Regions from separate parts of the Mus musculus genome. Here region 2 is linked to region 1. The links are chromatin loops, found by intact Hi-C in ENCODE. Cell type or tissue: left cerebral cortex. All regions are shown on one strand. Links, peaks and the distances in the headings refer to the core of each region. The heading gives the core; the rest is flanking DNA. Region 1 overlaps Vwa7 (von Willebrand factor A domain containing 7). Region 2 has its middle 2.3 kb from the start of Ly6g5c.

The links. Hi-C counts contacts between places; a loop is a spot of excess contacts. Peaks named below come from ENCODE experiments on the same cell type or tissue, not always from the same donor. Only the 100,000 strongest peaks of a DNase experiment are listed, where the experiment ranks them.
Region 2: it touches region 1 in a loop (9-fold over the local background); 29 of 42 quality-filtered maps call a loop at or near these places.

The regions. Positions count from the first base shown.
Region 1 is chr17:35,019,901-35,022,806 of GRCm38, reverse strand. Vwa7 (von Willebrand factor A domain containing 7) reads right to left here. Exons shown (of 17, transcript NM_138582.1): 7 at 2,667-2,836; 8 at 1,547-1,659; 9 at 1,180-1,296; 10 at 1-159. Among named protein-coding and RNA genes, the nearest start is that of Vwa7, 4.8 kb to the right of the region's middle. In left cerebral cortex, for the core only: a CTCF peak has its summit at 1,480 (motif pointing left); a DNase peak (open chromatin) is centred at 1,473.
Region 2 is chr17:35,104,523-35,107,428 of GRCm38, reverse strand. No RefSeq gene overlaps it. Among named protein-coding and RNA genes, the nearest start is that of Ly6g5c, 2.3 kb to the left of the region's middle. In left cerebral cortex, for the core only: CTCF peaks have their summits at 709 and 1,268 (motif pointing right); DNase peaks (open chromatin) are centred at 696 and 1,255.

The DNA.
Region 1 (2,906 bases), core at 275-2,774:
GGCAGCCACATCCTGGATGTACTGGTCTTTGGTGAAGATCACCTCTCCCCCTGATGCCCGGGCTATTGCTTCATATGGTTCAAAACGCAGAGGAGACAAGGCCTCTCGCCGTCGTCGACCCCCAGTCCTCGATGGGTCTTCAGTTACTAGAAATGTCACCTGTGGCCAAATGACAACCCAATGCTTGGTGTATCCAGGAAGCTCAGCCTGCATTGTTTTTTTGTTTTTTGTTTTTTTGATTTTTCGAGACAGGGTTTCTCTGTATAGCCCTGGTTGTCCTGGAACTCACTCTGTAGACCAGGCTGGCCTCGAACTCAGAAATCTGACTGCCTCTGCCTCCCAATCAGCCTGCATTGTTAATGAAGGTCCTTCTGCCCCACTTTTTCTAGAGCTGTCTGCCCCCTGGCTGATGCTGATGTGGTGGGTGGGACCTCCCAGTGAAACAGCCCTTGGGAGAGCTCTAACCACACCTCGGAAGGAGTTTCCCAGAGATTCATTTCCTGGCTTTGTTTTAATTCTGTCTTTATACATACTGGCATTTACTTCTTGTGTGTTGTACTAAGGATTAGACCCAGTGCATCAGATTTAGACACCACAGAGCTAGGCCCGCCCTTGTTTGCCTGATGCAGAGGGAAAAGGTCCTTGTGCTCACAGATAAGCTCTGCAGATACCGGGAATGAATGGTTGTCTCCTCAACGGAAGAGATGTCTATCCTCTGGGGAAGTGGGAGTTAAGAGCTTGTGCTCTGTGCTATCTGTAGGGCCAGGCCTCACCGAGTCTTCCAGACTTCGGGGTTTATCTCAGACTCTTCCTCCCTAGGCCTTCCTTATCTTGAGCATTGTTTCCCAGTCTTAAGTAGGAAGTCACATGTCCTTTGCAAAGCTTTACTGTGACAAGTGTTACCAGGAAACCTTTCCCCAGAGTTGCACTGGATATTTAAAATGCCTAAAATAAACCACCCAGGGTCAGATTCTAGATGTTGAACCTTCTTGCTTCACTTGTTTCTGTCTACCCTGGTGACTGCAGAGACCCTCACAACGGGTTCTCTGAATGGCTTATTGGATCCGTTTAATAAGGGCACGGCCTCCCACTCTGTTAAAGATGCGGGGCGGGGGAGGGGGGTGACCTCCCATGAGGCCGCTCTCTTTCCCATACTCAGGTTGCTAGCACTGCGCTCACCCTGCAGCGCCTCTCCCGAGTCAGGGATTCCACCCGGTTGGTAAGAAGAGCATCCTTGGGTGAGGCATCAGTGAAGACAAAGATGTCAGAGAGGGGAGGGGTGTGCAACAGGGCTAGCTGGCCAGGAGAAAAAAAGGCTCATGTTTAAAATGGTGGGCAGCAGGGTAGAGCCAGGGAGGGCAGAGCGCAAGGGAGCATGACCCTGGAAGGAAGCTGATGGAACCGAGGATAGAGGATGGGAGGATGGTGAGGGGGTTGGGGGAAGAGAAGGGAGCCTTGCTAGCTCTTGGCTCCCCCTGGTGGCGGGGCCTGGAAGGGCAGGATAAGAGGGAAAGGGAGAGGCGGGAGAGGGAAGGAGAGTCAAGACCTCCAGGGCAGACAGGCACATCTCTGGCTCATCTCCACCCCCCAAGGCATGGATCTCGTTGAGTTTCTGCCAAAAGCTGTCCGGGTCGCTGGTTGTAAAGACGGGGCCAAACCCTGGGCAAGAGGAAAGGAAGGTCAGGTGGATGAGGAGAATAGAGGCCATGAGGGAGCTGTGAGCCTCTACCCCGAGGTGGATACCAATACGGAACACCAAAACCCAGGTCCTCTGCATGAGTAGCAAGTACTCTTAGCTGCTGAACCATTTCTCCAGTCCTCACCTTTAAAATGTAATGAGAGAAAAGGATAGAACTCACCTGAGAGGCTCCTTGGGAGAACTGAATGAGCCCTGCATTTGTAAACGCCCGGACACGGTACTATGAGGTTATTGACGCATGTGTCCACAAGCACACACTAAGTCCCTACTTAATATCAGACACTACCCCCTGCAGGAGTTCTCCATCCAGGAGGATTAAACCAGGCATGCACGCACTGGCCGTTTTATAGAGGCTATAGCACAGAAGGATTAGATGGCCAGCCCAAGGGTGCAGTAAGACCAGTAGAGCCAGGCCAGGTAAGCTGACTTTGGGCTCAGTGGGAAGATGTAGGAGTGGTACTCTCTAACCTCCCCATACACCTTCATCTTATCTCTGACCTCAGCAGCAGCCTGGGGAGCCGGCTCAGCAGGTAAGAGTGTCGCTGCCCTGGGGCAAGGACCTGAGTTCCACTCCATATTGGGTGACTCGGGACCACCAACTCCGGTTCCTGGGGATCTGACACCCTTTCCTGTCCTTCATACGTGTGCATACGCAGACCAACATGAAAGCGAAACAGCCACCCATGGTTTAAAACAAAATGAACCCAAAAGGCATATTCTATTAGCACAGAAGTCTAAGGAAGCCAGAGGCAGGTGCCTAAGCAGGCACTGGACTTGTGAAACCGCCCCCTACCATTTTAGAGATAGCAGAAGCAGCTTATTGTCTACATGGACACAGGTACCCAGTAGAGGCTCACTCAGGACAACAGGTAGAATGGCCCTGAGGCCCACCTCCTCACCAGAGGGAGGTCTCCAGCCTCTGTCCTGGGCCCTCCTTCCCACCATCATCCCTGTAGACCACCGCTACCTGGGTCGTGGAAGGGCACTAGGATATAGAAAACAGGCTCCATGGGGCTGCCTTGACGCTGCTCCACAATGCGGCGAGCCTGGATCTTGGCTGCGTTGATTTCCTCGCCCATACTGCCTGTGGTGTCCAGGACAAAGCTCAGGCTGGAAGCTGGGGTGATGTCCAGCAGCCTGTGGTTCAAGTCAGAGGAGCAGTGAAGTTTCCGCATTCGTCCCCAATGCCTCAGTTCCCGCAGGCAGG
Region 2 (2,906 bases), core at 140-2,639, 85 kb before region 1:
TATTCCTGGTTGTCAACTTGACTATATCTGGAATGAACTACAATCCAGAATTGGAAGGATCACGTGTGATCCTAATCTGGAGGCTGGGAGAGACAAGTTTCTGACCTGGATCCTGGCATGGAGATCTTGAGACATAGCGGCTATGAATCCCATAAGGTTAAGACAGAGAGGTAATGTGGCCAGATGTTTTGTAAAGTTCTGCCTTTGTTGCATCCTGGATAATAAAGGGGTTAAGAGCAGAAGCCAGTCTGCCTACTGGCACTGGCCTGTCTTTCCAGCTACTCGGATGCTCAGGAGGACTGCAGGTTTTAAGACTTGACTGATGGTGGTGCACGCCTTTAATCCCAGCACTTGGGAGGCAGAGGCAGGCAGACTTTTGAGCTCGAGGCCAGCCTGGTCTCCAGAGTGAGTTCCAGGACAACCAGGGCTACACAGAGAAACCCTGTCTCGAAAAAAGAAAAAAAAAAAAAAAAAAAGGACTTGACTGAGCTACAAGTCCAAAAGGAGCCTGGATAATTTCGTGTAAACTTGTCTCAAAATAAAAGTAAAATAAGCTGGGTGTGTGGGGACACACCTTTAATTCTGTCATCACTGTGAATCTGAGGCCAGCCTGGTTAGTTGTGTTGCTTGCTTAGCCTAGCATACATCACAGACCTAGGTTAAATCCATAGTATAGGGTGTGAAACCAGACCAGAGTGCAATTCCCAAGTTTAGTCATAAGATGGTGACATAGGTTTTTGGAAGCGAGGTGATGTCGGAGTTGTTATGAATGGATAGAAGTAAATATTGTGGTTTTTTGTTTATTTGTTTTGTTTTTTAAAACTTGTAGACAAGATCTGACTCTGTAACAGATCTGGCCTGAGTAACCCAGGCTCCCCTTGGACTGACCCTCCTGCCATAGTCTCCCTAAACTGGGATGACAGGAACCATAACCCTGAGCTTTACGGTAGATTCAGGGTTAAAACTGATGGACAGGTTTGGTGTCAGGCAGAACCAGAAGTTGGGATGAAAGAGGCGGAGCAGACTTGCACAAAGAAGTGACCAGGACCTTTCTTTGTGTGCAGCGAAGCTGGGCTGCAGGTCAGACATCCAGTCTCCACGCCCACAGACTCAGTGCTCAGAGTCCCCACTCCACGGCTCACAGAGCATCTGCTCTGGCTGGCCCCCCTACAAACGCAGCCCCGTAGGTGATTGGCAGGCATGGACACCCGTTTTTTTTTTGGAGCCAGTGCACCAGTGGGTGCTCAGCGATTAATGCTGCGTCCACAGAAGGTGGCGCTGCAAACATGTCCTTCTCTAGGCCCCGGCTAGATGGCTTGCTTGCTTCTTTCCTTCTCCCCAGGTAGGTTGTAGGCTTGAGACTTGTTTGTTTTTTCTTTAAGCCACATTGCATTACAGGAGACACTTCCTGCTCTAGTGCCCCCACCCCACCCCCATACTGTAAGAACTTTCCAGGAATCATCACATCTCAGGACTAAGGGGGAAACCAATGGAGGACAAACCGAAGCCCTGAAAGATGGGTGGGGAGTGGGGGAGCAGTGGGAAGGGGAGGAGCTGGGGTTTATGTTTCTGAGAACCAGAATGAAACTTTTTTGGTTTTTTGAGACAGGGTTTAAAGGTGTGCAGCCACCACTGCCCGGCCGGAATGAAACCTAAAATGTTGGAGGACTGGGGAGATATCTGGCACCCTCTGATACAAGATGCAAATGTCTGTTGAGTGAATGAGCACTTAGTGCCAGAGATCAGCACAGGACACACTCTGAAGCTGCAAAGGTTCAGTCCCTGTTGCAAAGGGAGAAAAGGAGTCACTCTGGAGCTCAGGGCCATGAGACGAGCCAGGGATGGCCACAGCCCTGAAGTGTTTCAGGGGACAGTGGGCCTTTCTTTGTAGTGTGCCTAGAGCCCTCGTTTCTTTTTCTATTAATGTTTTTAAAAAGTTTACACACATGGATGTGTCTGTACACAGTGTACACAGAGCCTGTAAAAGACAGAAGATGGAGCCGGGCGTGGTGGAGCACGCCTTTAATCCCAGCACTCGGGAGGCAGGGGCAGGCAGATTTCTGAGTTCGAGGCCAGCCTGGTCTACAAAGTGAGTTCCAGGACAGCCAGGGCTATACAGAAAAACCCTGTCTCAGGGAAGAAGAAGAAGAAAAAAAAAGACAGAAGATGGTGTGGGGTTACAGACAGTTGTGAGCCACCATGAGAGTGCTGAGACTCCAACTCCAGGTGGGCTAGAGGCACCGAGTCATCTCCTGACCACCCCAGCCCCTTGTTTCTTTTCTGTCAGCTGTTGGAGACGGCTAGTGAGGACCCAGGGCCCAGACCCATTGTTTCTAGGACAACAGCTTTGCTGCAACAGTCATCACAGGACAGTAGCAGATGACCACATCCATGCTGAGTGCCCAGCCTTGTGACAAGGCATATCAGAAGGTGAACAGCCAAGCGATGAAGTAGGCAGGATCTGAGGGCAGAATGTGCGCCATCACAGATAACAAGAGATACACACACGAGGGGCAGGCTGTGGTGACGGCCTTGGAGAGCCAGCTTCTGTGAGAGAAGTCACTCAGAGAAACAGAGCCTTTAGCTGAATGTTAATGACGATGGTAATAAGGAGGTAGGGTGGATGGATGGATGGATGCATGCATGCATGGATGGATAGTCAGACAAGTGGAGACCCGGCTTTCTGAAATAGCTGGGCCCCCTCCCTCAGGGTCCTTGCTCAGTTTTGACAGCTTTAGAGGAAACATTTTCTCTTCATGGGGCTTGGAGTAAATCTTCAACCTACCCCGGGAACAGTGCAGGCCTAGATGCTGGTCAGCAACAGTAAGATAAGGCGTGTTCTTGTCCAGGGTTTAGAGACCACCCCTTTTATTAAGATTTTTTTTTTTAAACAGCTATCTTTCTAG